Regions from separate parts of the Mus musculus genome. Here all the other regions are linked to region 5. The links are chromatin loops, found by intact Hi-C in ENCODE. Cell type or tissue: left cerebral cortex. All regions are shown on one strand. Links, peaks and the distances in the headings refer to the core of each region. The heading gives the core; the rest is flanking DNA.

The links. A loop is a pair of places that touch in the nucleus more often than their neighbours do. Peaks named below come from ENCODE experiments on the same cell type or tissue, not always from the same donor. Only the 100,000 strongest peaks of a DNase experiment are listed, where the experiment ranks them.
Region 1: it touches region 5 in a loop (4-fold over the local background); 6 of 42 quality-filtered maps call a loop at or near these places.
Region 2: it touches region 5 in a loop (2.2-fold over the local background); 5 of 42 quality-filtered maps call a loop at or near these places.
Region 3: a loop joins it to region 5, with 3 times the contacts of the local background. A loop is called at or near these places in 4 of 42 quality-filtered maps.
Region 4: it touches region 5 in a loop (2.6-fold over the local background); 5 of 42 quality-filtered maps call a loop at or near these places.

What each region holds. Positions count from the first base shown.
Region 1 is chr10:90,572,526-90,578,427 of GRCm38, reverse strand. Anks1b (ankyrin repeat and sterile alpha motif domain containing 1B) reads right to left here. Exons shown (of 27, transcript NM_001359241.1): 15 at 1,233-1,339. Among named protein-coding and RNA genes, the nearest start is that of Apaf1, 510 kb to the left of the region's middle. In left cerebral cortex, for the core only: no CTCF peak of the experiment used is centred there; DNase peaks (open chromatin) are centred at 1,203, 1,746 and 2,905; H3K4me3 peaks cover 1,768 bases; H3K27ac peaks cover 2,218 bases.
Region 2 is chr10:90,559,297-90,565,198 of GRCm38, reverse strand. The region is part of intron 14 of Anks1b (ankyrin repeat and sterile alpha motif domain containing 1B); the gene reads right to left. Among named protein-coding and RNA genes, the nearest start is that of Apaf1, 520 kb to the left of the region's middle. In left cerebral cortex, for the core only: no CTCF peak of the experiment used is centred there; DNase peaks (open chromatin) are centred at 1,598, 1,834, 2,199 and 2,512; H3K27ac peaks cover 1,043 bases.
Region 3 is chr10:90,687,566-90,693,467 of GRCm38, reverse strand. All of the region lies in intron 17 of Anks1b (ankyrin repeat and sterile alpha motif domain containing 1B), which reads right to left. Among named protein-coding and RNA genes, the nearest start is that of Apaf1, 390 kb to the left of the region's middle. In left cerebral cortex, for the core only: a CTCF peak has its summit at 3,126 (motif pointing right); DNase peaks (open chromatin) are centred at 3,142 and 4,406; H3K4me3 peaks cover 596 bases; H3K27ac peaks cover 2,140 bases.
Region 4 is chr10:90,672,995-90,678,896 of GRCm38, reverse strand. All of the region lies in intron 16 of Anks1b (ankyrin repeat and sterile alpha motif domain containing 1B), which reads right to left. Among named protein-coding and RNA genes, the nearest start is that of Apaf1, 410 kb to the left of the region's middle. In left cerebral cortex, for the core only: a CTCF peak has its summit at 2,906 (motif pointing left); DNase peaks (open chromatin) are centred at 1,275, 2,309 and 4,355; H3K27ac peaks cover 3,588 bases.
Region 5 is chr10:90,427,963-90,433,864 of GRCm38, reverse strand. All of the region lies in intron 12 of Anks1b (ankyrin repeat and sterile alpha motif domain containing 1B), which reads right to left. Among named protein-coding and RNA genes, the nearest start is that of Anks1b, 560 kb to the right of the region's middle. In left cerebral cortex, for the core only: no CTCF peak of the experiment used is centred there; DNase peaks (open chromatin) are centred at 1,280, 1,644, 2,667 and 3,578; H3K4me3 peaks cover 235 bases; H3K27ac peaks cover 1,914 bases.

The DNA of each region.
Region 1 (5,902 bases), core at 791-4,790, 140 kb before region 5:
ACCCCTAAACGGTTATATGCATATATTACTTGATGCTCATATGATAGACCACATTTATGCATTTTTAAAAACCTTGTAGGCATACACATTTTTTGGTAGGAGTAGAAGTTTAACCATCTTAATAACCCTCAAAGCTGTAATAATTCAGTCAACTTTGGAGAAAAGCAATCTGGCAAAAGGAATGTCAAAGCTCTGACTAGCCCTCAGAGGCTTATGAAGGTGCTGCAGGTGCCAGCCTCAGCATTTTATCTCAGAGGAACGATTAAGGACACCTACGAGTCATTTGTGTGCTACATGCTTGTGACATGTAGGTCTCCCTAAATTTAGGGATCAGTGATAATGTGCGATGGGACCTTAAAAGCAAGGGAAGGTGAGGAGAACCGTGATGTAGCTTGAAGGAGCTTAACAAGGGGAGCTGATGAGTGTCTGGGGAGGTCTAGGAATGATTAGAAAACTACATTGTCGTTTGCATGCCTCCCATCCTCCTTCTCACCTATATGCACACTGAGAAGTTTGCACACGCCCGGTTTAGACTGCACACAGACCAGGACTCGAAAGTACACCGATGCATTTGGTACACCAGCCCCTTTCTATACATACCCTGACAGCTAATTGACCCAAGTGTTTGTTTTTCACCTAAAGTAACAAACAATAAATACTTCATGGCTCTTCTGTCAGCATGTGCTTTCGCTAAGCTAAGCGACCGGCTGAAGCAGCTAGCTCAGGAAGGGTCATCCACAGGATTTAAACAGCCTATTGAATGATTAGCAGGGAAAATGATCTTCAGACCATCGACATAGCAGACTCTCTAATTAATCACAAATACTGATATTCACGCGGAAATAACATGTCTCCGGAATCCAGATTTAGCTGGAGCGTGGTATAAATCTAATTGTATGCTAAGATCGCAAATGTATAGGAAAGAAAAAAAAATCATACAATGAATGACAGGGAGACTAGAAATGTTAATCTTCGTTCAGAGCCCATAAATAGAGCTCTCACCAGTTCATACAACACACAGGTCTAATGGATGCATATAGATGCCATTTTCTAGTCAGTGTCTGTATGCACACAACAAGTTCTGTCCTAAAGGCATCCCGTTTTTCTGATGCAGTTACATATCTAAAGCTGATCCGTTTCCGTGCAAACCAGGCTGCCTCTGAGCCATGTAAAGACACATAAGAAGCAAAGACAGACAAAAGGCAGCTCCGTGGACACAGAGAGCATCTTACCATAAACTGTACACTGTCAAATCCATTAGCCATCAGGTGGTTCTCGTACTGAGGTAGCCCAATGCTTTCCAGCCATTGTCCCACTGTTTGGACAGGGCATCTGGGTCCTGTAAGAGGGTGAAGAGGGAAGCGCTTTAGCAGGGAGTAGCCGTCCACGGGGTAATAGCGGTAGTCCGGGGCTGAGGGGTGGCATTGCCACATCATGCTCCTGGGGAAGTTGTTATCAAAGGAGCCCGCCAGCTTGACAGATTAACGTTCTCAGCGAGAGAGCAAAGTCAGAAGGAAACCATAGTTTGCCAGGCAGGCTGTGGAGTAGGACTTGATCCTAGCTGCACATTTCTTTACATATTAATCTTTACTACCGACCAGTGCGTCATACAGCCCCCCAGAACCAGGCAGGAGAAGAAGGCATATCAAGCTGTCAGCCTAGGCTGCTCTGCGTTCTATGTGACTGCTAGAGTACTCCACAATGAGCAACACACGGCCAGCAGCCAGAATTCTTTTTATCAAGTACTCCTACACTCATCAGTATGCAGCTCCACGCTCCTTGCTCCCCCTCGCTCGCTCGCTCCCCTTCATTACCCAGCCCAGGCTACACCTCGCATTTTCAATAATAGCCATCAGATAAGGCAGATTTTTTTTTTTTTTGTCTGCAAGCTGTAAGCCCGCTGCTGCTGCTGCTCCCTCCTACACACCCATCCAAGCGTCAATCTTGAATGATGAGAGCAGTCAAAACAAATGCAGAAAATAGCAAGACTCAAGCAAACCAAAGCGCCTCAATCGGAATCGAAGAAGCTTCATCCAGGTTATACACGTTACCGAGCTATTTGTTGTGGGATTTTTTTCTTTCTTTCTTTCTTTTTTTTTACGTTTCAAAAGACACCAGGAAACGTGAAGCTTGAACTACAGCTCCTAAGGAGGCTCGCCACAGGTCCCCTTTCCCCTTCCCTTCTTCGCCTTTTTCCCTTTAAAAATGTACCAGAGGGAACCGTTTCTGATTGAAAGCTTCACAGTGTAATTATTCTTTTTTCTTTACCGTGCAGTCTCAAAGTGAACCTCTCTGGGGATTTTTTTTTCTTTTTCTTTTTCTTTTTCTTTTTAATTTTTGAATTACTGCAACATATAGAAACTGCATCATAAACTGCAAGCCAAGACAATTCATTCCTCATTTGTCCTAAACAACAACATTATTAGGCACAAGAAAAGCCATTCCCACTCTGGTATTTATAACTCTATCTACTAAGCGCCCTATTCTAAAATATCTATAAAGGTAACATTAGCTGGATAGCTAAGTTTGTTTTTTTTTTTTTTTAATAAAGAAGAAGAGCCCTAACCAAAAATAATTCAAGAATAACAGATGTAAGTGTGTGAGTTTTTACTGAATGGCAGACAGACTGAGTAATTTATTTAATAATGGAGAGAAACCACAGAATAATAATAGAATCTGCAGAACTACCTCATCAGAGGAGAGACTCAATACTTGAAGAGAACTATCAGAAAGGCTAGGCTAGCCCTTAGTCCTAGGAAGAACCCTTGCCCTGTGTTCCAGGAAGACTACCATCTTCTGCTTGAATGCCGCCTGTGATGGGGCTCTCACCACCGAGCCAAGCCTCTGTTCATTAGAAAGATAGTTTACTTCCTACCTAACTCCCACTCGCTGGCTCCAGCTTTGCCTTGGGAGTCACACAGATTGGGAACAGAGTCTTTTCCACATCAAGTACTTTAAAAATTAAACAGAACGCTCACACTACCCACCCGACTCTGCCCTGAACACGCAGTATGTGCCCAGTGAATATTGATTGGGTACACAAAACCTTCACTGGTCCTCAAGTCTCGTCTTGGTTTCTTTTCTCATTTTAGGGCCATTGCCAATCTCCTCAGCATATAAATATGTACTCTCAAAACAGCATGCATGTTTCTTCTATTGCTGACACCAATCCCTGGGTTCTAATCCCTCTCCCTCTCTGCTGTCCTATGTTTATGGACCTGCTGTCTCCTTTGGATTTTTTGCTTTCTTTGTTTCCTGGCACCTGGTCCAATATAACAATGGCCATTGAATTGTTTTTAAGTCCCTGCTGTATTTTTAATCACTAAAAACTCCTCTTCCCCTCCACCCCCCACACCCTGTGTGTGTGTGTGTGTGTGTGTGTGTGTGTGTGTGTGTGTGTGTGTATGAAGGTCAGGGGACAACCTGCATGAGTCTGATCTCTGCTTTCATCATGTAGGTCCCAGGGATTAAACCTAATTAGGTGTGACAGCAAGTGCCTTCATCCCCTGAGCCCTTTCTTGCCCTCCGATCCATGGTATTATTATTTTTTTTAAATCTAATTTATAAACAGTGCCAGAATAATCTAAGACACAGCACTGATAACTCAGCCTTATTTCGAAACACTGCCGTAGTTTCCTGATGGATTAAAAGAACTCTGGACTCTTCGTGGTGTTTGGGGTTTTCATCTGGCTCTACCTGCTCTTCACAGTTCTCAACCAGGGGCAATTATTTGCTGGTCTCCGAAGGAAGGCTGAAATGTACTTGGGTAGGTTTTCTTACTACCCTACAACTCTGTCATTTCCTTTATGAAACCTCTTCTATCCCTCAATAGGATGACAAATCTCTCTCTTTTCTCTAGTGGCACATTTAGACCTTCTATAATAACAAATATTTCTTAACCCACATGATTATTACTTGTGTCTAAGACTTGCTTCTTGAAAGCAGGGTGTATGCCTTTCTAATACTGTATGTACATCATATGCGTTCAGTTTGCATTTGATAATCAACATGATGTACCCTCACAGTCTGAACTACAGAAAGCACTCTCATTTTCAGATTTAAATCATTTTGTTATAGTCAGTAGGTAAGTTTTTTTTTTTTAACTGCACTCCAAGTATCTGATTTCTTTATAAAAAGGAAGTATTGTGGCCCACAGGAGAAGAGGCAGGAAGAATATAAGAGCCAGAGGTAGTGGTTACCCATAGCAAGACTGTTTCCCTGATATGACAGGATCTGGGTGAGCTCTCAGTGGCTGTGACTAGGTGCATAAGACCTGTGTAAGATCAAGCCCACCCAAATCCCAGCATGGATCCAGGAAGGTCTATGAAGCCCTGCCACCTGCTAAGGGCTTTTTGGTAACTGATGCCTACTGGGCAGGAGGAGTCAGTTATCTTTAAGGATGGAGCGACCCATGCCCCAGCAGATAGTCTTATACTTGTGCATGTTAAACAGACTTTAAAAAGTGGGTTTAACCAAAGACTTGCACATGAACTTGGGAAGGCAGAATGGTAGGGGAAATGGGGGAGGGGACCAGAGGGGAGGAAAAGGTGGGTGGATTTTATTCAAAGGCAGCATAAGCATGCATACAACCCTCAAACAAAAGAAGACATTTTAGTTTTTAAATAGAATTTTCAGGTTGGGATTTTTGCTCAGCATCTTTACCCTCTCAATTGAGCAAGCGTGTCTGGGTGAGTTACATTGTACTTGATTATAATTTATCTCTTGTTGCCTCTTGATCTTTTTAGAATGTTGAAAAAGTTATAGATATGCATGGATCAACTGTAGGAGATTGCAATTCTGTCACATGACCTGCAGGTGAAGACGAAACTAAGATATATATGACTTGTGAATGATCAGATCGGAGGCTGTTACCAGGTGAAGTCAAATGTAAGTCTCACATATAGTGTCTCTTCATGGACATGTCATGAGAAGGTAAACAAGCTCTGTAAACACTGAGCAAACATAAGGATATAGTTTCGTTTGGCAAGGCTTAAGATGATCGGCTCACTCTTTAAATCCAGTAACCAAGCACCTAGCAAAAGCAGCATTTGATTCTTAGGTATTAAGTCATGCTCATTAAGTGAATGAATGAATGAATGAATGAATGACTCTGGAAATAGGTTTTGGTTTTTTAATAAATAAAAAGGGAAAATCATATGAAGGCTTAGACTGTTGTATAAAGACAGCTCAGGGAGATTACTGGTAGTCGCCCACTTTAAAAATCTTTATATAGAAATTCCTGAATTCTGTTATTTTAATTTTTAATTCCTTGATTTCTGTTTAATACTTCTCATGTGTTAGCAAAATGTAGGTGTGTGTGTGTGTGGGGGGTGAATTAGGAGATGGCAAGACAGGAAAAGGAGGGAGAGGAGGGACAGGGATCCTGAGTCATGCTGGGTTCTGATTTTGTTTAAGTGTTTTCTCATGAGTCAAACTTCTAAAGGATCCTGATTTAGGCCTGAAGATCACATTTTTATAGTATCTAAATATATTCTTCATTTTACTTAAAATACTTTCCTGGAGTCTTGAAATTCTTTCAGCACATTACTGACCAGGCACCTTTATTCAGCCAGGACCTCTGTAATTTCTCAAAGTGAGATTCAAACAGGGAGAAGAGGGAGTGAGCTCAGGGCCACGTGTCCCAACTTGTCAATTATCATCATTGATGATAAAGAAACTGAGATTCAAGCTATGTGATGGGACCAGGGGCTTTCCGATGGCACAGTCTTCTGAAGACAGAATCCTAGGGGCTCCATTCTCAGAAACAAGTATAATTGCTCAATACTAGGGTAATAAAACAAACAAACAAACAAACAAACAAACAATTTCCAATTAACCTCCCCCCCGAAACCATTAGAAGGTTCTACAAACTATTCTAAGACTGCACAACAGATGAAGAAAT
Region 2 (5,902 bases), core at 905-4,904, 130 kb before region 5:
TGAGGAAAGAGGCTCTTGAGAGCAGAGGGATTAAAACCAGAAACGCGACTTATTATTGTGACCAAAAAGAGAAGAGAAACATCTTAAGACAAAACATGGGTCTGCACCAATAGGTGTTGTTTAGTAAGATGAAATAGTCAAGGTAGAGAGATGCTTTGTCAGAGGCAAGAGCTGTATTTGTTAATTTGGAAAACAGCACTTGGAGACTGGGAGAGAATGGAGAGCTTCTGACAAGGGCTGAAAAGAAAGGAGCTGATTGGCTCCTTAAAAATGTAATAAATATTGGTTAAATGCTGAAGTGACAGACAGAAGACTTTTCTGTCCCACAGAACGTGTCCTTCCAGTAATTTAAGCCATACAAAACAGAAGGGAGCACCTACTGTGTGTCCAGACTCATCTATGGGCTATAGTCTGAATGTGCTCCCCAAATGTATTTGCGGCAACACAGTTTCCAGTGTAACACTGTTGGGAGGTCAGGTCATGGCTCTGCCAGGCTGACTGGGTTGACTTTGCTATTAAAAATGCTTGCAGGGGTGGGTTCACTCTCTTCTGCCATGGGGGAAAAAAACATGTAAGCTTTCTGCCACGTGAAGACATCGGCCGAGGGTCTCCTCAGATACTGGAGGTCAGCACTTCAATTGGGCTTCCCTGTTTCCAGAACTGCGAGAGAATAAATTGCTGTTCTTTATAAATTACTCAGAGTTCAGGTGCCTTGCTGTGGCAGCATAAACCATCCTGGGATAAAGCTGTGTCTCACCATGTGAGACAAGTCACAGACGTATGCTGAACACTTACTATGGTCAGGCTCCGTTCTAGTTCTGCCACACCTATAGGCTCCTTTTGTTTACACAGCTACCTTACGTGTTAGACCTACTTCTATCATGGTCTTTCTGGGGAAGGAAATAAGACACAGAATCATTATAAATAGTCTGATTTCATCTATTTAGCCTTGAACCTTAGGGACCTGGTTGAAGGGTTTAGCGATCACTCATCTCCTCGGCACTGGAAGGTGGGCAGGGACACCTATCTTTTTGCAGAAGTGGACCCTCGCCTGCATGCATGCCAGCTTGTTTATTTTTCTTGTTCCCATCACGTTTAATCGATTCCTGGCCTCTGTATCAAGCAATGAAAACAAAAGCAGGTTGGAGAAGGGTCCTATCCCTTGGGTATTTCTGTTTGATGCTAACAAAGGGCTTCGCTGTTTCTCTAAGATTGAAGCTGCTCTATGGGCTTAACCTGGGTACTCGGAAGGTTTGCCATGCATGGCTGCTTACACTGCGGGGTCGAGAGAGATGGCTGCCTCCGTGGGACCTGGGAGAACGTGGAGGTTGGGAGCTCAGGCCTCTGAGCCAGAGGTACTTGGATTTCAATCTTGGCTCTTCTCCACTATTTCAGTATTTGCTGTTGCTATTTTTGACAGCGCCATAGAAAAAGTACCATTCCACTTGGACAAATCCCTGTGGGTAGGCTGTTTTTTGATACCATGAAATGGGGCACGTCGCCGATCTATCTTGTAATATCTGAAGTTGAGATGAAATAACGTGTGTGAGAAAGCACCGTGATACAGAAAGACGATTTCAATGCAGGGGATAAATTATCCTTACGGCCAAGAGAATATACACTTGGGTTTCATTTAGTCCCCCAAACAAATAGATTGGTCTGGAGCCATCAGGTCCTTTCTTCGCCTAGTTCTTCTCTTTGTTTCCAGCAGACAAAAATGCATGGGGTGAGCTGGCAGGCCAAATAACAGAGGAAAGCTAATTGTATGGTGAATTGATCGCAAGGGCTGAATGTGTGATACTATGCCTTTGTCTTATTGAACGGAGAGCCAAGTCTCCGGCACCAATCAGACTAGCCTTTGGTATCCGACTGAAGGCGTGGCTACGAGAAACGGGATGGGACTGGGAGTGTCTAGAAAAAGATGATGTATTTTTAATCTCCTAGTTTTGTCATTTAGCAAAAAAGGGATCAATAGTTTTATCACCTTTCAAATAAAGCCTGGCAATTTTTTTTTAGAGTCTGGTAAAAGAGCACACTGAACTTTTATGAAGGCCGTGACTGCATGTGGGAGAGAGCCAGCACATTGGGTTAGCAGGCAATGACCTCTGTGCATGCCAGATTTCCTGTTTCGTATTACACAATGCGGGCATGGGAGCTAGGAATGAGCAGTGCTCACCCCTGTACGATGGCGTAGGAACGAGCCCGACACTTTTATTTTTATCTGGAAAACAGCACTCTCTGGTTTTTCAGATCCTAAATGTCCTCCAGGCTGAGATGTATAAACTACATACTTAATACTGCTTCTGGAGAAATATTAGCAGTGAATGAACATGGGGGAAAGAGATGGACTTAAGGATAGCGCTCCTTCTAATGATGAAAGGACAGGCTGGGACAGAAACAAGAAGCGGGGGTCAGAGACCAGAGGAGGAGAGGGATTAGTTACTCCAGGAACTCTGAAATGCTGTGGGTCAACAGAACTCAGGATCCCGAAGCCAAGATGTTAATCGGAGAAAGCTCCGAGCTCAGACATTGACGTTTAAATGCTAACGGGAGTCAGGAGCTATGATTTAATTTTCCCTTAGGCCTCACATTTTATTTGAACTAAAAACTTCATAGGATGCTTAAGAAATACCAGCCTTTACTAAACAGATCTGACAACTTATGCACTGGGGTATGGTCTAAAATAGGAAATGGAATTTAAGCCTAAAATGCTAAAATCTTCTGGCAGACAACAAAATTATTCATATAGGCTGTACCTGACTGGGAGAGAGAGAAAAAAAAAAGCCCAGTAATTCAGTTGATTTCATTTTGTTTTCTCATCTTTTAAGGGATCTTCTAAAGTCTACTCATGAAGAGAAGAAGGTGCTTAGAACATTAGTGTGCCCAGGCCTCCTGTGTGGGAACCCTTGAATTAAAAAGCCAAGGGGTAAAGGAATGGGTTCTGGCCTTAAGGCTCTTCTAGGATGGTAGGAATATAACTATCATACAGAGTGGAGAATGCAGTAATGGAAAGGTGTAGGGGTTATTTATGAAGTGTAGGAATGAAGAAACGGTCTTAGTTTGGTTTGAATGGAGACTTTCCAGAGGCTTCCATTTGATCTGTAACTGGAGGGCTCAGTAGGCATTTGTGAGGCCAATAGAGGGATGCTAGGTGCTCACACAGAGGGACCTGCATGAGTTGGTATGTTTCAATAACTAAGAGACCCATGTTGCTGGAATTCAAAGGCTTTGCATGCAAGCATGAGGAGGCATATTTAGGTACCCAACTGGCAGGGCAGGCAGACAGGACACAATCCCGAGACCTGTGTGTTGAGACAAATGCAGCTATTTTACTTCCTGGTAACAAATATATGATCAAACTTCTGCCACACAAATATCACTTAGAGCAGTGGTTCTCAATCTTCCTGATGCTACCTTTAAGACAGTTCCTCATGTTGTGGTGACCATAAAACTATTTCACTGGTACTTCATAATTGTAAGTTTTCTACTGATATGAGCTACAATGTAGATATCTGATATGCAAGATATTCAAGATATGATCCCTTTGAGGGTCGTGACGCACAGGTTGAGAACCGCTGACTCAGAGGATGGGAGTGACCAAATAATACAGAGAAGAAACCAGGAATAGGTAGGCAGAGGAAACCTACTGAGTTCTCCTCCATGAAGAACTTATAGATGACCTAACTCAACACTGGAAAGTCTCTAAAGCAGAGAGGATTCCATACATCCTCAGTCACTTAAAAGCTTCCACAGTGTCTGCATCTGCTGTGAAAGGTACCCAGTCTGTCGTGCCCCCACTCCCTGCAGAAGTGAAGCTGAAGGTCGATTTTTTCCCATAGAGAATATTTTGTCTAATATCAGTTCAAACCTAGACAATAGTCACAGCAAATGGACATTCGCTGAATGTTGGAAGGATAATACTAAAATCTGAGATGTCCAGGTATCCTATGCATGAATTGCAAAGTGAAGAAAAAGAGTTAAGTATACAAGTTTATAGAATACGATTGTGAAGGAAATTCAAGAAGTTGATAAATATGGAAAGCACTTAGCATATAGTAGACACTAGATATTAATAAAAATCATAATAAATATAGTCTATCATAACAATAGTCACATGCAGTTATAGTACTTAACTATAATCAATATAATCTATAATGCATATTTTCATATTAATAATCACTTTCTGAATTATAAACAAATTCAAATATGTATCTTTCTGAGATAACTGGAAATCTGAATTTTGGAGGGACCTGTCACTGAATGTGTAGGTTCATATTAGAACCTGTTTTGAAGTAAATGTACGTAAGGGTGTCTTGTTTAGTTGCTTGATAAAGGCAGTTGATAGGTCTGTGTCTTCTATTGAGAAAAGACTCAAAATTCTCTGTCATCTCAATGTTAATGCTGATTTGGATTTCCTACTGAATCCTTGAAAACCAGTTGTAAATGGTTGGTTGTATTTCTTCCTATCGATCTTCAGATATCTTTGGGTACAGAAGAAGAGTTGAGACCATTGTAGCCTCAAATCTATGTGGTGTTCTACCATTTCAACAACCTCATACATAGAAATTTTAACTTTTTCATGTTGAGCAATGGTTGAAAATTATAATATAGAACCCCAAATAACAAAAGTCTAGAGCTGGCTTAGAAGTGTTGAATGAACACACCAAAGCGTTCTTATTCCATAACATAAACATATAATTAAGTAATTTAAAATAAACATTGGGTCTCATAGTGACTCAAAGTCATGGTAGTTTTTTTTCTTCTTTTTTTTTTTTTAAAGAGCTTTCTTTCTGTTTTTCTTAAAACTCGGTGCCATATCTGGGGCCCTGTCATCAACAGTTGTAGGCACTACCCGTCCTTTTCCTGACTGTGGTATCAAATTTCTTGGGGGACTTATTCCCTTCACTTGCTCTCATCTCTGGCCCTTGGGAAGAGGTTTTTGAACATCATTTTCAGAGGTGGACCTAGAGCTCAAAAGTGGTGAAGACGTGGCTTATAAAGGTGGCCCCATGGATGCTTGCTCTCTGTACATCTCCCTCTCCCTTGCTTGTGAGCCTCAGAACACCTCGGTCTTATGAAGATGTTATTTTCATCATTAGACCACAAAACGTTGACTTCTGGCACTCTAGAAGATCTCCCCTCTTGCTGGCTTGATTTTAAAAAGGTGGGGTGATGAGCCACATACTAAGGGACTCCGGAAACTTCCACCCAACAGCCCCTGGGAAATGTGGTCCTCAGTTGAACTGCTTAAAAGGAATTCGGTTCTGCCAACAAGCATTCAAGCGAGCTTGCAAATGGCTCTTTCCCCTGTGGAGCCTTCAGATGAGCTCCCAGTGACTGCCAACACATTTGATTAAAACATTTTGTTTGGAGGAGATAGTCTGAAGAAGGAACCTAGTTAAGCAATGCCTAGATTTCTGGACCCTGGAAATTAAAATATGTGTTATATTACAATGTTAATTTTGTGATACACCATTTTAAAAAGCAATGTATGACATATATCTGGCCATTTTTCTAGGTGTTTGACACATGACCTAAATAAGAACAATAAGTTAAACATCAGACAGGAGAATTGTATTATTGTCCCTCCTCTTGTAGAACTGAGAGATGAAAGGAATGGGGTTCCTAAAGATTATCACAGGGAGTTCAGCAACAGGATTTCCTGGAAACCTGAATCCCTCTGGACATATGTAGATGTATGCCTTCTTTATAGTATATGAATACAGATAGATACTTGAAATGTACCTTTTCCCCCATAAACTCATTTGAGTTGTAAGACCATGAAGCATCATTAAATGGCATTTCATTTCATTTCATATCCTGACTTTACAACCAGCATTTTAACCTCTGTATAAAATGGTAATTAATTGTTGGTAGCTCTAAGTGGACAGGTGGTCAACAA
Region 3 (5,902 bases), core at 1,106-5,105, 260 kb before region 5:
CTAGGTCAGTTAGAAATTATTGCTTGGTACTTTCAATGTGTTATTCTGGGAGCAGGAGCAAGTAACAGAATGGAACACACACATCCTGACCCTGATGGAGTCACCAATGGTTTAGCAGTAATGATTACCTTCAACTGTCAAAAAGCAAAGCAAAGCACACCAAACCAAACCAAACGAAACCACAGTAAACCATACCACACCATACCAAACCAAACCAAACCACACCAAATCACACTACACCACACCAAACCAAACCACACCATACCAAACCAAACCAAACCACACCACACTACAACCACTCCATACCAATCAAACCAAACCACACCAAATCACAGTACACCATACCACACCAAACCAAACCACACCAAGCCAAATTGCACCAAACCAAACCATACTGAATCACACCGCACTATACCACTCCATACCAATCAAAACCACAGCACACCAAACCAAATCACACCAAACCAAGCCAAACCACACCAAATCACACCACACTACACCAACCCATACCAAGCCAAACTACATCAAACCAAACAAAGTCAAACCACACAGAATCACGCCACGCCACACCACAAACCAAACCAAACCAAACCAAACCAAACCAAACCAAACCAAACCACAGTAAGCAAAATGAAACCAAACCAAACCAAGGCAGACGGGGTTCAAATTCTAGCAGTCTGACTCTAGAGCCCAGCTTCCTCAATGGGTCCAGAATGGTTCTGGAGATGCTAAGGGTTTATGCATAGTCTGAATACAGATTTCAGGAAGAAAGCCAAACGCTCACTCACTCTTGGCAGCATTCTGCTCAGAGGTGAAAAGGCTGCTTGGGGACTTGCCCTATGTGGTGGTGTCACCACACTGACATTGCAGGTGGAGGAGAAGGAAGAGTCTAGGGACAAATTCTAGAGGAGAAGCTCGTCAGCGAAGAGAGACAGGCAGAAATGAGGTGTTTCTCTTAGTGCTCTAATCGGTGTGTTCCCTGGAACATGCCCAGAAGATTCAGTTAGCTCCTAGAACCCAGTTCCACCGAGAACCCGCTGGCTGCACCTCCACTTTGCGCAGAGTCTGCATCACATAGTTGAATGAGCACAGAATTGATTCTCCACGAGAGGAGACGTCAGGATTTCATCTTCTAAAGTAGGCTAGTCTGATGGCCAATGGACCTAATAAATAAACTCTCAGCATCTCACAGGTCTGGTGACTCCACTATCGTGCAGCCCGTTTATCATCCAAGTCACTGTACATTGATTTTGACATTCTTGATCCCAAACATTTAAGAGTCTGATAAAGTTTTCTGTCTGGACCTTTTACTTCTTATGTCTCATGTTCTTAAAGATGATTTTCATTAAAAAAAAAAACAACAACAAAAAACCTGAGTCAGAGGGGCTGGAGACATGGCTCAATGGCTAAGAGCACTGGCTGCTCTTCCAGAGGCTGAGTTCAATTTCTAGCAACCACATGGTGGCTCACAACCATCTATAGGGGGATCTGATGTCCTCTTCAGGCAGGCCTATATGTATATGTATATGTATATGTATATGTATATGTATATGTATATGTATATGTATATGTATATGTATATGTATATACACACACACATATATATGCAGCAGAGCACTCATACATTAAGTAAAATTTAATAAATAAATAAACAAATAAAACAGATTTAAAATTAAAAATAAAAATCCCGAGTCAGAGCTTACAAAGAATGATCTGACTACCCATAATTCCAAATGCCATTCTCCTTTGTTTGCTCATCAGAGCTGTTGTGGTAGACTGATTGGCCCGTATTCTCCATCCATCCCTGTGCCTATGTAAATTTACAGCTTGTTCTGTGAAGAGACAGGTCAGATCCTCTCCTCCCATGTTGATTTGGGTATTCAAAATAGTTCCTGTCGGCCATTTGTTAGGAGATGAGCTATAAGTAGAGGTTCAGCACAGAGCATGCCCAGGGCTGGAGAGATGGCTCAGTGATTAAGAGTGCATACTGCTCTTGTAGAAAACTTGTTGGGTACACCTGCCTCTGAGGCCTCTGGTCCTCATGCACCTGCATTCCTATGCACATATGCCCACATATATACACATACACATATACAATTACACATACACACAATACAACAAAACACCTTCAAGACATCTCAGTGCACACCTGTTTTTTGTTGTTTCTCTTCTATTGTAAGGATGCATGCTAGAGGACTGGGCAGAGAAATAAATCCTGGTCATGTCAGCTGTGATCATCCAAGACCCCGACTTTTCTACCCCAGTAGATCAGAGCCAGCTACAAGTGTGTGTGTGTGTGTGTGTGTGTGTGCGCGCGCACGCGCGTGTGTGGTCGGATGAAATTGGGAGAAATTTCCAGCCTAGTCTGGCTCATAAACCAAACAACTGCCAGCTGTTTTAGGGTGTGTATTTTTGCACGTTTTGTGCATGCGGCAGAATGGCAATCACTCACAATGCTTCTGTCAATCTTGGGAACGTGGAAACTGGATGGTTGCTTAGTCTTCTTTAAAGGAGAGAACCTGAGTGCAAAGCGCTGTGATCATATGTTCCTGGGTTATTTCTTCAAACCCGTGAGCGGTATCATCAGGGGCATAGAGAAGGTTATTAACTCAGATTTCAGGGTCTTGGAAATGGAGGGTTCAGGGTTAAGTGACTTGCCCAAGGAAGGCTTGTGGAGGAGCTAGGATCTAAAGCCTTGAAGAATTCTTTGTGAAACTGTGATTTTTTTTTAAAGCACGGTTACTAATCATTTTCCTTCCTTATTCTATTTTAAGGCATCTATAAACAGGTAAACAGAAGTGTGCTGGTGAGTAATATATGCATATTTAAAGGAGCCCTGTCACTCAGATTAATCTAATCTGTGGACTGCACTGTTTCCATTTTGGTAAAAACAATTTTAATCATGTGGTATTTGAAATTTGTGTTCGAATGTCTACAAAAAAATAAGAGTCTAATGAGTGACAAAGAGTCAGGAATAGGGAATGGTATAAAACTGACACAGAATAAACTTCAGTTCTACTCGAAAAACCACCACCACCACCACCAAACAAAAACAACAAAAAAAAAAGAATTTGGTTTTTCATTTAGTACCCTGTCCTGTACTTTAGGTACATTGCCACCAGGTGGCGGTAGAGCGTCAGACAAAAGTCTGTACAGTAAAACTGCTTCCAATTCTGAGGTTCAAGCTAACAAGCTCTTTGCCTGAGATCAAAAAGCATTTGAGACCACACTTTGCAGTTTAACATAATACATTCTTTAAAAACCAAAATAGCTTAAAATTAAACTCCTGGCAATCCTTACACATCTTTAAAACAGATATGAATTCTAAGCCACAGAATCACCGAGCTCATTACTATTCGTTCAAGGTTTCCACTGATTTCCATAATGGCGAATAGGAACCTTGTACCCTACCTTGATGGCTGTGTTGACCTTCCCCGTTTTCTCTGGCACATTACTTACTGCCCGTCTCTGGCAGGATAGCATGCATTATAGGTTTCAAAATTCTTAATAGTTTTTCTGGCTTTCTTTGTCCTTTAAGCATAATATCGGATTGTCTCTTAAAATAGAAACGGAACGATTTCTCCAGTGGATCAACATGCAAGAGTGGTTATTTGCATTTATACGCATTTGCATGTATGGAGGACGGCTCCTTTTTATTTTCTATACTCTATAGGGTATTTCATTAGGTATGTCTCTCAAATCTCACGGGAGCACGAGCAGTTTGTCATAATTTACCAGCGACACAGCCGAATTTCTTTAGTAACAAGTTCCGTCCTAAATGTCTTGAAAAAGGAAAAAGTCTCTTCAAGAAACAAACAAAAAATTATCTGTTGTATTAGAAATGTGAGAAAACCAGCAAAACAACAACAACAACAACAACAACAACAACAACAACAACACAAACCTCACTGGCTTCACTACAATGCTCTTTATTATATGATGCAAAAGTACAGTCTCAGAGAATAGGGACTACTGAGCTGCTTTGGAAAGTAGAGGTTCCCACCATTATGGGTCATTACATTTAAAATTTGGGGCAAATTCCAGACAGGTTTAGATTTGTTAGGTTCATGGCTCAGGGCTGAACGAAGAATCCAAGGCCTCTGGGTAAAGCCGCTATTCTGCCCTCCGTTTCAAGAACAAAGATCTGGGTGCCACCAGGTCGCTGCTGAGGGTCAAATGTCGGTGCACACATAGCTGCAGGTAAAAGCTCTAGCAGTTTTGTACCTAAAAATCAACATCGAAGAAAAGGGGGTTGGGTGGGAGACCCTCAGAGACTGGAGTTGCGGATAGGAAAGGACAGAGAGACCTCATTCTTGCAGACTGGCGTTTATACGTCAGATGGGGTAACCTGTGCTCCCCCAGCCCCCACGCACCGCCCCGTGAGCTGTGGGTGGAAGAAGCGAACACTGCTAGCTATGAAGATGTGTCCCAAGGGACCGGTTTCCAGCCAACTCTGGGAAAGTGATCTGGGGAAGTCACCGAGAAAAGGCAAAAGAAAAATAAAACCGGAGAGAAGAGAATGGGATGGGTAATAGCAAGCTGTCATTTGAGCCTCCCAGGAAGCCTAGCAACCAGCAGGCCAGATATTATTGTCCTCTATTTATACACCAGAAACCAAGTCCCAGAGAGGGAAGTGACTTAAGACCACATACTGAGTGGTGGATATAGGCTTCAAAGCAAAGTGACCCGATTCCAAAATAAAGATGAAAGAAAAGAGGGCACATTTGAAACCTGGCTGCACGGTGTGTCTTTCTCTTTATAAACAGTAAGTAAAATTTCCATCGGACAGAAGCTTAGCCTCCGAGGGGTCAAACTGAAGCCACGTTAGCCACCATCAAAAGCTTCCGTGGAATGTCTAATATTACCTTGTTCCTTTGAATACTGACTATAATTTACCGTCCTTTTGATACATGGGGTTTCGATTGTGAAAACCGACTCTATTTACTGACTTCTAATTTAGGCATGCCCTCAATGCTAGAGGCAGCCAATGGTGTTTTTATCATCATCATCATCACCATCACCATCACCATCATCATGATGCCCACCATGGCCTCTGTGCCTGATATAGACATAGCTGGAAATGGCTATATTACAGAGTTGCTGACTCAGCTACTTCTCCCTAAGTATGCCAGCTTCTCGCCATGCTTACCTTTTTTTTTTTTTTTTTTTTTTTTTTTTTTGATCATGCTATGCTCCTGGTTAAAATCCTTTGAATGGTTCCCCACTGGTGACAGAGGCTATACATTGAAATCACTTGGGATGCTTTCAAGCACTTCACGCCCAGGTGCCTCATGTGAGTGAGCCCCTGCCGCAGCTGTTTGGATGTGGGGTCCACGCTTAGGGGATCTGGAGGAGCATGGAATCCAAGTTTTGCTCAAGGTGGAATCCCAGCGCGCGCGTGTGTGTGTGTGTGTGTGTGTGTGTGTGGTGGTGTCGGGGAATCACGCTGACTTTCCTCCCTGAAACAAGCAACCATAAATCTGCAGGAAGCTCTGGCTTTCATGCTATGAGAGACAAGAGAACAAGGACCGCGAGGCCCAGGGCAGTGGAACCAAATCAAGGGCACGCGCACACTCATCTGCAGGAAAGAGGGCCTCAGAAGCAGCTGGGAAAGCCGCTAGAGAGGCCAGCATGGTGAGAATTTGCTGGGCAGTGGGGAGAGACTGCTAAGCAGCTCTTGCTTGTGAAAAACCTTCCAGAGGGCAGACAATGAAGCGCCCCGAAAGACTGGTGAAGAAAACCTTGAGAGCCAGAATCAGGCTGGTAATAGTTTCCGTGCTATTCAGGCGGGAAAACTCCCGGATTTCAAGGATACAGTTTGGTTCAAGTACTCTGCACCTGTCTCCAAGCAAACGGTGTTCTAGTCTTACCTGATGAAGCTTAAGCACAAGATGAGGACTGT
Region 4 (5,902 bases), core at 1,156-5,155, 250 kb before region 5:
GAACCACCTACTACAATTTCCTATTTGGTAGATTATAAACTACAGGGGTAGGGCACATGCTCATTGGCTTGGTAGCAAGTGGGTGAACTAATCTAAACACTTGCCCAAGACAAGGGAGACTTCTCTTATGGAATAACTGGAGAAAGAGAAGACAGAGGAACACTGGAGTTGAAATGAATAGCCTAGCAGAGACATCCTGTTGATAGTCCACCCAAGAAGGCAACAAACCCAGCAGTGGTTACTACTGACAGGCTTAAGGGAGTCTTGATAATTTTAAAGAACCAGTTGTTTTTTCCCAGAGAACTGTGTTAAGGTTCTTCAAAAGTTGTCCCCCAAGCGCTCACATACAGTTCCTTGGAAAGGCCAGTCATTGAGCACCTGTCCCACTTAGGTTACTTGATGGTCACTGCCAGACGAGTAACCAGGGTTACCCTCCAGACAACTGCAAAGTGAGCCTAATGGAGACCAAGGAAGTTCATCTCTTCTCCAGTACCTTTCTTTTTGCCCTGATATCGAACAATTGAGAATAAGAAAGGGGGAGTCTCTTGGAAGAAAATTGGATTGTGTGTGTGTGTAAGGGATGGATATAAAGCTAGAGGTTTAAAATGAATTAGAACTGAATTTTCAGTATTTTACCCAACGAGAACATTATTGGATAAATCTAAGTTCACACTAAGAAGTACCAAAGAGAATCAACTGAACTCGATTGAAGGCAGCGTCTGGGAAACGTAACACTAAAATCTCATGGACTGCTTGGTAATCTGGTTCCTCCTGTAACGCAAAACCTACCTTAAAGAGGCAAGGATGAAAGGGATTTTGGTGGGGTGACAGACGAGCTGGGTAGAATGGAAAGGAGAAGGTTCTCTGGAAAGGGGTTTGTGTGTGAATGTGCAGGGGTGTGTGTGTGTGTGTGTGTGTGTGTGTGTGTGTGTGTGTGCATGTTCAGGGGTGTGTGTGCATCTGGAGGGCAGCATCCATACAAGTTGCTTATTCTTCAAGTACTCAGCATTAATTCTGACAGATGCTATGCAAACAGCAAAGAACAAATCTCTTAGAATCCCTCCCTCATGGTAATTGTAAGTCTAAAAAAAATATATATATGTGCCCAGATGACCAAGAAATTATGGAGACTCTATATGCCTGAAGGGAGGAAGCCTACATAGCCCAATGAAGTTGCGAAATGAACTTGACACATCTTTAATGGTATGCAGAGTGGTTACTGTGCTGCACAAAAACTTCTTCCAAAGAAGGTGTCCCATCTGTTCCTTTATTTCTGCTTCTACTGTTACTACCCGGCTTAGCTTCTCATTGCCACTTATACAAATGAATGCAAAATCCTTCCGCTTTCCCCCTGCCCCCCACCTTTGGCTCAGTTTATTCTCAGTAATACCTTAGCAAGACTCAGAAATCTACCCCTGGGACAGATCATACAGTGATTCTGTTATTAGAAAAGGCTAAAGGTCCTAGTTCACCATCCAAAGCCAATCGAAACTAACCCAGTCTCTCACTACCCTGCTATACAACCTAGTGATGTGACTGAGCACACGCACGTGTCAACAGTCATTGAGTTACTAGCTACTCCCAAAACGTGAATTACACGAGGCACTGTTGATACTTGTGACAGATACAATTTTCTGTGCCTGCAATGTGCTTGGGTTATTTCTAGACTTATTTTTCAAGGACTGAAATCTTCATGAATTATAAAACATTATTTAAAGTAAAAATTTTAGGCCATCTCAGGTCTTACAGCTAGCATCAACGTAAGTAAAACAACACATTTATAACCTTCAGCTGAGAACATGGCTCTTAGCAGCGTTTCTCATGGTTCTTAGCTAGTGAGGAGATTTCACTCCTTTGCCCAAGTAGATTTCTGAGCTTAGGAACGAGTCATTATAACTCCTTAGAGCAACACGACCTATTGATTGTGTTTCCAAGATGGCTTTTAACTCAGTCTGTCTTCCAAAAGTGCACTTTGGAATCTGATAGACCCAGAAATGTTACTAATGTTTTGGGTCCATCTTTGGCAAGTTACAGAGCTGTTTGAGACTCACATCCCTCTTTTCTAAAATAAGTCCAGTAATATTGACACCCCTCCCAAGTATTGTGATATTTTGTGAAATAGTGTGTAAGTTGCCTAACATGACGATTTGGATCCCTAGCCATCTGATGACTCTTAAGCCCTCTTCCTGCTCCATTGCTTTAAATGGAACCCACCTACAGTTTGAAATTGCATATGTTTTTGCCCTTGGCTGCTTAGCTTTTCACTTCAAATTACAATTCTCTTGTCTTCTTTCCTCCCTTTTTCCCTTCTACTAACATCTTTGCTTCTCTCCCTTTGAGCTCACAGCTCTGTTTTTAGACATTTGTGTGACAAGGTAACCCAAGGATACAGAATTATTCTTCCAAGTTCTTTCCTCTCCTCCTGTATTGGAATTATGCTTCTGCACCCTATGCCAGGGGAACCACATTGAGTCTCGCTGTGGTTGGAGGTACTTTCCAGTTCCATTGATGCTGGCCTATGGTATGGGTGGTTAGCAGTCTCTCCACTCCTGTTTCACCCATTCTTTTGCGTTCTTCCTACCCTGTAGGTATACACGTCTATTCTTACATTAATTATTACTGTAAGACACATGCCTGCTGAGTACTTTTATAACTGCTGGTGCTAGGAGATAAATAAAGACTTACAAGTTAAATTCAACCCAAAGGTTGGAATTAAAATTGGAGCCCAGGAAGGTCTAATCAGTGTGAGGGAACTAGAGCTGACCTATAGATTCACGAGTTAGAAAAATAAGACATGGGCTGGTGAGATGGCTCAGCAGGTAAGAACAATGACTGCTCTTCCTGAGTTCAGATCCCAGCAACCACATGGTGGCTCACAACCACCCGTAATGAGATCTGATGCCCTCTTCTGGTGTGTCTGAAGACAGCTACAGTGTACTAATTTATAATAATAAATAAATCTTTGGGCCTGCAAAGGTCCAAAATACCCAACAACCACAAGAAGGCTCACAACCATCTGTACAGCTACAGCATACTCATATACATAAAAATAAAATAAATAACTCTTAAAAAAAAGAAAAGCAAGACATTTTTGTTATATTGTTGTCAACTACTGAATTTTTGATATATGGGGGAGGAGGGACTGCATAGAGTTACTGCTTATTTGAAAGCCTTTGGTGTTTATAAATTGCACCTGTGGAATCTAACTCCTACTCTTAAATTCATGAGTCTATTGGCAATTGGTTGGGGCAGGACTGAGGAAGATGAAGGAAGCTGACTAAGGCAGCAGCAGTATCCTTCTTAGCTTATTGCGCATCATCTTAACCCAGGCACGAGTTAAGTCGGTCTCTATTGCGCATGCTGATTGCACGAGGTTGTCTGTGGGGGGCACAGTCCTCTGCGTAGCTAGCACCTCTGTACTTCTGTGTCCCCTGGTTTCTTTAGCAGGAACTCCATTTCTTCCTGCTCTCCCAAGACTTCTCTAATCCCGCCTCCCTTTCAAGGGAGCACCAATGGCATATTAACTTCACCGGATTCCCTGCCTCTGGTGAAGAAATAAGGTCTTAGGAACTTTTGCGGTCTCTAAGGCCTCCATCGGAACTCCTCACACATGGCAGGCACTTGCTAATTGGATGATTGGATTATTTAAGCCACACATGGAAGACAAATGACGAGAACAAAGGACTATCTCATTTATTGTCGTTGGTACGCATTTGTGGGGGTCTTACATTTTGTATTCTGTGCCATAAGAATTAAGGGTTTCTCTTCATGATCTAACACTGGTAACATTTTAAACTTTCATGTATCAAGACCCAATTCTAGATAGTAGGCTGTACTATAAAATGCTATTTTAATTAATTCTATCTTCTTGATTCTGCTGCGGGACCCTGGGCAAGCCACACTGCCCTCTCTAGCTTTAGTGTTGTATCTACAGAGTCAAGGGGTTGGACCAATGACTTCAAAGCTCTGTTTTACAGAAGCTCCCAAAATTTATGATTCCATGACTTGTAAATTACTTCTAAGTTAGTGTCTGATATACTTACCCAGTTTAAAAACAAAACTCCAAAACAAATAAGCCCAATTACAAAACGACACAAAGGAGAGTAAAACCGAGGAGAAACGCTGACTACAGGTCAGACAGCACCCATGTTTCTTTGCTGGCTCTTTGGCAACCCCTTCAGGTAGTAGCGTAACTGCTGCTCAAATTAGCGATGGTTAAGCGCTTTTTTCTAGCAGGAACATCTGGTGAGACCCAGTTAGGAAGCAACAGCCCCAGGGTCTGCCAGGCCAGCAGTACTGTGGAGCATGCGCATGAGTCGGGCACAGTCTGATGCGAGAAGCAGAGTCGTGGGCGGACAGCAGGCATTCCTAACTCTGGTTCACAGCAAGGCAGGATTTGACTCGCTGAATTCCAAAATTTGGGGAAAACCTTAGCTGGGACCAAAAATGGAAATAGCAGCCAAACTTTAGTCTTCACTAAATTCAGATATGCTAAAGCATTTACCACACACCTTCCTGGTTGCTGCGTTCTGCCTGCATGTCCTTCGAAAGTTGCTTGGAATATGTCTAGCCTCAGATTGTACTGTACCCATCAGAGAGACAGGTTGAGCATAGGGACAAAAGGGCTCTGTGGACTCCTGACCTTCCGGGGTTCAGCTCTGAAACATTCTTGGCTCTAAGGTTGCCTGCTCCACTTCAGCCAGCAACTCACATTTTAAATGTTTTGTGTAGGTATGAAAAGGAAGAAATGCCTTACTGACTTTGAAAAGAAATGTTTAAAACCAGTGAAGCAGATGACTTAAGGGTTTAAATGGCCTCTATAGCCCTTTTTTCCTTTTCAATCTCTCTTTGTTTGAAATTCTCAGGTCTGGTACCTATTAATGTATTTATATATATTTGCAGTAACATGAGCGATACAAGCATATCCTTGAACACGGTCAGGCATTCAGGGAAATGATATGAGTGGAATTTAGCACAGTTCTTTCCTCATAGGGCCATTTAAACAATTGTAGTCACGTTATGACAAGTAAAGGCTGAAGTCAGGTATGAGTGAGATTGCACAGGATGACCTTGTATCTAGTCTCTCTTCTTATCTGCTTCTCAGGAGCTTGGTCAGCATAGACAAGGGACAGAGGAGAAGATGGAAGGTAATAAAAACTGATAACAAACTACGAATAGTGGTGGGCTATCTGCAATCTCAGGAACTGGGAGATAGAGGCAGGAGGATCAAGGCTGGCCTCAGCACATAGTACATTAGAGGTCAGAATGGTCTACATGGAACACTATCTCAAAAAACAACACCAACCCCAGAATGCTCCCCTAAGCAACAACAACAACAACCCCCAGAAAAATCAACTAACCAACTAATAACAGACAAAGGGAAATGAAGGATGGTATATATCATATTTGTGGTTAAAGGAATATAAAAGCAGTTTGCAGCAAGTTACTAAAATGGAACTATGATACTAGCATGGAAAATAGATCAAGGGATAAGGAACATCCTAACACCAATAATGGATCAGGTAGATGCTGCTGTCAGGAAGTGTCACACAATTAGAGACAGATGTTCCTCTATCTAAAGGGTGGGCTTACGATTGCTCAATTAGACCACAAGACACATCAGCTTTTGGGGGCTGATATTATGAGATAGGTTTATACCTAACAGGAGCCTAATGAAAATTTGTCACGTAACCCTCTTTGCTCTGGAGGTTTTAGTCCTTTTTAAAATCTTTCCATGTTCTGGAATGTCAATGCCCACAGGATAGTGCTGACCACATGGGAAAAACAGTGCATCGGAGTCCTCACTGTGTTGGAATCTCATGGCAGCCTGCTGACTTGTGAGTCTCCTTGAGTTGGGTTGGAGGGACTCTCTGAGGTACTGAACTTCCCACAAGCACTATGG
Region 5 (5,902 bases), core at 1,221-5,220:
CACGCACGTACGCGCATGTGGTGTTTGAGAATAATTATTATATTTCACTCTAGTGGTGTGTTGAATTACAGTTTATTCCAACTCTAAAATCCTACAACTCATGATTGTTTTCTACATTGAGGGTTGTAATTCCTTCCAAGACTTTTTTCTTCTGTGATTGCCTATCCCTGCTTGAGAAAGATTGGGTTGAAAGGGGGAGCATTTAATGGATGCAGGTGTTCTGCAGATGTTAAAGATACATTGCTTGTACTGATATATCTGGGCTTGAAAATGTGAGCAAATTATGTTTAGAAGTTTCCAGCATTCATATACAAAGTTGCTTGATCTTCCCTGCTTCAAGGAGCTGATTCAAACCAAAACCTCTTCCAAAATGATTATAAGCTCCAAACTCAACTACTAAAGAATATGCCAACCTATAACCAATAGGAAAATGGAGCTAATTTTAATTCCATCAGTGTCAAACTAATCAAACAGGTTTGTATTTTAAACAGCATGTCAGATATTTGATATTTAGGGACTCAACTTACATACAGTTTGAGAGAACATGCAAGTATCAATTAAGAGACTTCAATAAGTTCATTATTTGGTGTTTAAAATATATATGTAGGTTCATTGAACACTGGTGGACCAAACAAACAAACAAACAAACAAACTATGGCCACTTAACCTTCTAAACTATATTTTACACCTTAATTTTATAAAATTTTAAATACAATTAAATGAGTACTAACAATCTATATGCTTTATAGAATATATATCTGTATGTGTTCATAAATATGCGTTTTAGACATGATATGCTCTTATGACTTTCTTGATTGATTATGACACCTCTAGATTTACTCAACTTTTCCAGAAGAGAGACAGAACTGTAATACGGAGCTAGATATCACTGAAAAAGTAAACTAGTAGCAGTAAATGTCAAAATTCCCCCTTCATATGGCATCTCTAATTATAAACTGACACTAGCAAAGCATTGGCAGCATCATATTGCCAGCATCCGCAGGCTCTTACAGCTGCGGTCAAATCTCCAGCATCTCTCCTACATTTGCCTTTCGTTCATGACATTTGATCAGTCAACAGTACGGAGCCCTTGTGTTCTCCTGGGCCACCCTGCAGTTCAAAACTCCAGCCTGTTTCAGGTTGCTCTGAAAGCGGGTAGGGAGCACAGTGCAGCTTTCCGAATGAGAGCTGCACATATCAATCACAGCAGCGGCTGCTTGGGTACCAGCCTTGGCAGAGGTGAAGCTGGGGTGCTCGCCGGGAAGAGAAAAGCTGTCTGGGATGAAAATGGAGGCGAAACAATTTAGGCAGCTGGGGGAGGATTCTGAAGACGGGAAAGATTGGATTTCCAGGGCTTCGATAATGAAGACAGAGATGGTTTAAATTTATGGGAAGCAGACAGGAGAACTCAGCTTCAGGTCAGTTTAAAAAAAAAAAAAAAAAAAAACGGCATCTGGGGAGCTCTTCTACAGAGAAAATCACACAGGCTGAATCACGCTGGGGGAGTGAGCAGGGGAAAAGCTTGGCACTAGGGGCCTCATTTAAAGAGTAATAAAAAGCAGTAAAGACAACTCGCTCTAGCACAGCCTCAATTAAAGCCTGCATGGGTATGTGCCTGGCAACCTCAGCAGAAACCAGTAAGCAGCCCTACCCTTCCAGTGAGTTCTGTCCCCCGTGTCATCCATCTCTGAACCTCCCACATGAAATCCTCCTCCACAGTGGCCTCTGCCAAATGAATACCGTGACATCTCTGAGGAGCTTGTCAGAGATGCAGAATCACTGTTTCGACTCAGACGTACTGAAGTGGCACTGGTTTCCCAAGACACGTGTACGACTCTAGGGCACATTAAAGTTTGAGAAGTATCGCTTTACAATATACACAGTGCTCCTTTTGAGAGAGAGAGACAGAGACAGACAGACAGACAGAGAGAGAGGAAGAGAGAGAGACAGAGAGAGAGGAATTACCTTAGCATTTCACAGCAATGGCATATAGATTAGGAGTACCTGTCATGTTTTATCCTCTCTGCAAATATCCATTTAGCATAGTAAGCAATTAATTCACAGGCCTTGGGACCGAAGGAGGTTTTGGACTGTACTCTGTACTGTGTGAACTGCTAACCTCATAGAGTTATATAAACATTGTCCCAGTCCCGAAGGACATCACGGGCATCTTAGGAAATGGTTAATTTTTAAAAAGATAGCTTCGATGTCAAAAACATGTACTTGGCACTGAGGTAGCATGAGGAATGAGTGGTGGATGTATGTAAGAAGGTTGAGCAGGGTTTCCTGAGCTGGGGAGGTTTCTGTGCAGCCGATTTCCTTGCACTTAAAAAGGAAACTTTTTCTATTGTGTTGAACATGGGGCCTTGTGAGTAGACTAAAATATAACATAGCAGGAAAGCTTTAACTAAACCCCAAGGGCAAGAAATGGGTTGACCTGTCCAGATAATTTAAAGTAGATCCAGATGGCTGGGTTTAGGTTTTGAGGGCAGTGGACTGGGGTCTGGTGGTCGGAGATAAGGAGGAAGAACTTTGCAGGAGCGAGGCGCAGAGGGTTTGTAGACCAAGGACTTCAGGATGATTCCTATGGAGCAATAAAAGGAAGTTGGGACGAGTTTTAAGTAGGGCAATAACCAGATCCTGTCTGCATTTTAGAAACACCACACTGGAGGATGTTTGGGGAACGGTGATTAGCCAATTTGGCTGAAGTCTCAAGCACATGGAAGGAAGCAATGGTGTCTAGAAATGCAGCTTTGGATACAGATCACAGAGGATGCTGGCTGTCATGTTGCATGCTTAGTAGGCAGTGGGGAGCAAGAGGAAGCGTTTGACTGAGAAGAGACCGAAGGCAGGTGGCCAGTTAGAAGGTTACTGCAATCATTTAGGCAAGGGGGTAATAGAACCTGATGACTCCAAGAATAGAAATTAAGGGCTATATTCGAGGAGCAGGTGCATAATTATAAGCACAGTTTCATTACTCATTTCAGGGTGGCGCAATTTTATACACAAATCAGATCTTTATAAATGCTTCTATTTTCACATCCTAATATAGCCCCACTTTGGCACAAATCACACCGGGGAAGACACTCCTAAGGTCCGTGGGTCACCAAGGAAAAAAATCTTCCTGCTGCCCTAACTGTAGGTCCCTCTCTCAATGGTAGATGGACACTCAAAACTCAAATAGGAACCTCATGATAGAGCTGGCCTTTAGTCCCCTCTTTTGGTTGCTTTCCCACCTTAATTATTTGTCTAGGGAAGCATGCTATCATTATTGTTTGTCTTCATTAACCTCCAAGATAGCAACCTCCCCTTTCTCACCCTTACCCACTTCTACCCTCATGCATTGCCTTTATTAGAAATACCGACTTCTTGGTGGCATAGGGACATTGAAGCCCTGCTTCTATTTCTCATTATGATGGGTATCACTACCACTGAGTCACACCTACCTCAACTGATGCCAGGCTAGCTGTTATGTGATTTGAAGCTATGAAACTCCATTTCAGGTGACATTTCCAGAATTTCTTTAGAAAGCTTTTCCAAGTGTTTCAGTTATACATTGCAGAATATTTATAATTCTGGGTCAAGCATCATGCTTGGCTTGACTTCCAAAATACAGAACTCAAAAAAAGGTGGTTATTTTCTCCTCTAAAGGAAAAAAAATGTATCTTGATAAAATAGGAAGTAGCTCTGTATTATGTGTTTCCTGTACATCAATTTGCACCATGTGATCATTTGCCTTCTGGTATTGTCTGACTGTATTCTTTCTAATTCAAGATTCAAAAGGCCTAGGGAGTAAAGGGAAGCAACCATGCTGCAATCTTCACATTTAGGGAAACCTATTGTTATCCAAGCTTTTTATTTTTGTTAAGGTACTCACTCATAATAGAAGCTGCCCACACAATACCTACATGGAAGTCATATCTGATCAATAGTGTTTATCTCTCCAGCACTTTTGAATGGAACAGAACAAGGACTGAGGAATGTATGTGTACATCTATGTAAAATACATAAGAAACAAATTCAGATTTTCATATCCAGAAAATATGTACTACCAAAATATTATACCTTAGGAAAAAAAGCATGAACTCTCAATATCCATATATTTGCCTCAGATGGACTTTACTGTTGGAATAAAGATAATAGTATTGTTGATTTATGAAATAACTACCTATTTTTTACCTCTATAAGAAATTGAAGTCGGCTTATTTTTTTTTAACTTTTTATTGGTTCTTTGTGAATTTCACATTATGTACCCCAATCCCACTCATCACCCCCTGCCCTCATACCTGCCCTCTACCCTTGCCCCCACACAGAGGAAAAAAAAATCTCATTGTAGAAACTTTAGTGTGTCACAGTGTATCCTACAGTATACCCCTTTTATTCACACTTTGCTTACAAATAATTATTGCAATGACTCATCAGTCTGGTACAAGGCCTCTAGCTTCTGCTACACTATCAATACTGGATCCTCATTGGGGCTCCTCTCAGCTATCCTGTTGCTGCCCTGTGTCTTGGAGATCCTTCAGCTTTGGTTGTGTAGGACCATGCCCTTTATGTACTCCAGCAGTCCATCCAAGGGTTAGATGTTGGGATGGGCCAATTCAAAGCCCTGGATCTGGGCCTAAGAGGTATCTGAACTGGTCAGCCTGACAGCTCTCCTGCTCTCATGCCCTTGAGGTCAGCTCACCAGCACCTTCCACAATCAGGGCCAGCTTTACTCTGCTGCCCAGTGAGGCACAGGGCCCACAGTTCTGAGTGCTGCAGCCAATGAGACACAAGACCAGAACACTCTCTTGATATCCGGGCTAGCTCTCCTATCTGTCATAGGTGGCAAGGGACAAGAGAAGCAAAGAGAGCATCTCTCCCTTGTCCATACCACCACTCAGCAGACAAGGTCTATAAGGAAGGTCAGCTCTCTTGTGCTCATACCCTCAGGGCCAGCTCACCTACAACCTCAGTGTCCAGAGCCAGCTCTACTATACTGCTTGGGTGAGATATAGGACCTCCTCTACTGAGTGCTGCAGCAGGTGACAGGCAGTACAAGCTCTCCTGCCTGCTGTACATGGCAAGAGGTGAGGGTGGGAGAGCATTTCTCCCTTGCAAATGCTTCCACATGGCAGACAAGTCATGGGCTCAGCTCTTCCATGCTCATGCCCTTGGGGCAGGTTCACCTCCATCCCCTGCCATCAGGGTCAGCACTACTGTGCTGGCCAGGTGCGATGTAGGGCCTGCTCACCCAAGTGCTGCAGCAGGTGAGAGGCAGGGCCAGCTCTCCAGCTATCATGACCCTGTTGGGGCCAGCTCCCCTGCCTGCTGCAGGTGGTGAGGGCAAAAGAGAGGGGTGGAGATCTCTCCCTCCCTGATGCCATCACACAGAATGGCTGGCCACACCCTCAGGGCCAGCTTACCTGCAATGAGCATATTTTGTGGGCATCATAAGGTACAATCCTTTTTCACTTCATGTGTAGAATGATTATGAAATTATCCCATAAGGGTGGTTATTCTTGCAAATTTGGAGATGAAATGAAGTTTATCAATATACTATCTTTTTATGAGAGATCATCCTTTCCTTACTGTTAACTCCTTCATAGTCTCATAACCGAGAGAACACTACTATAAGAATATCTCAAAGACTCCTATTCTCCCACTTCATATTATGAGATGTTTCCATACAGTTTTATTGAGTCATCAAAATAGTTTTATAATTTTATTGCTTGTAAGTCAATACTGTTAGACCTACTTAATGCATATATATGTATACATATACATATATAAATATATATATGAATTTCAATTATTTTTTCTTTTTGCTTCTGTAGTTTTTCTTCTTCCTGGTTTTGATAAATAGCTTCTTAAAGTTATTACTTGTGGTAGCTCTTCAAGATTAGAGAAACAAACAAAA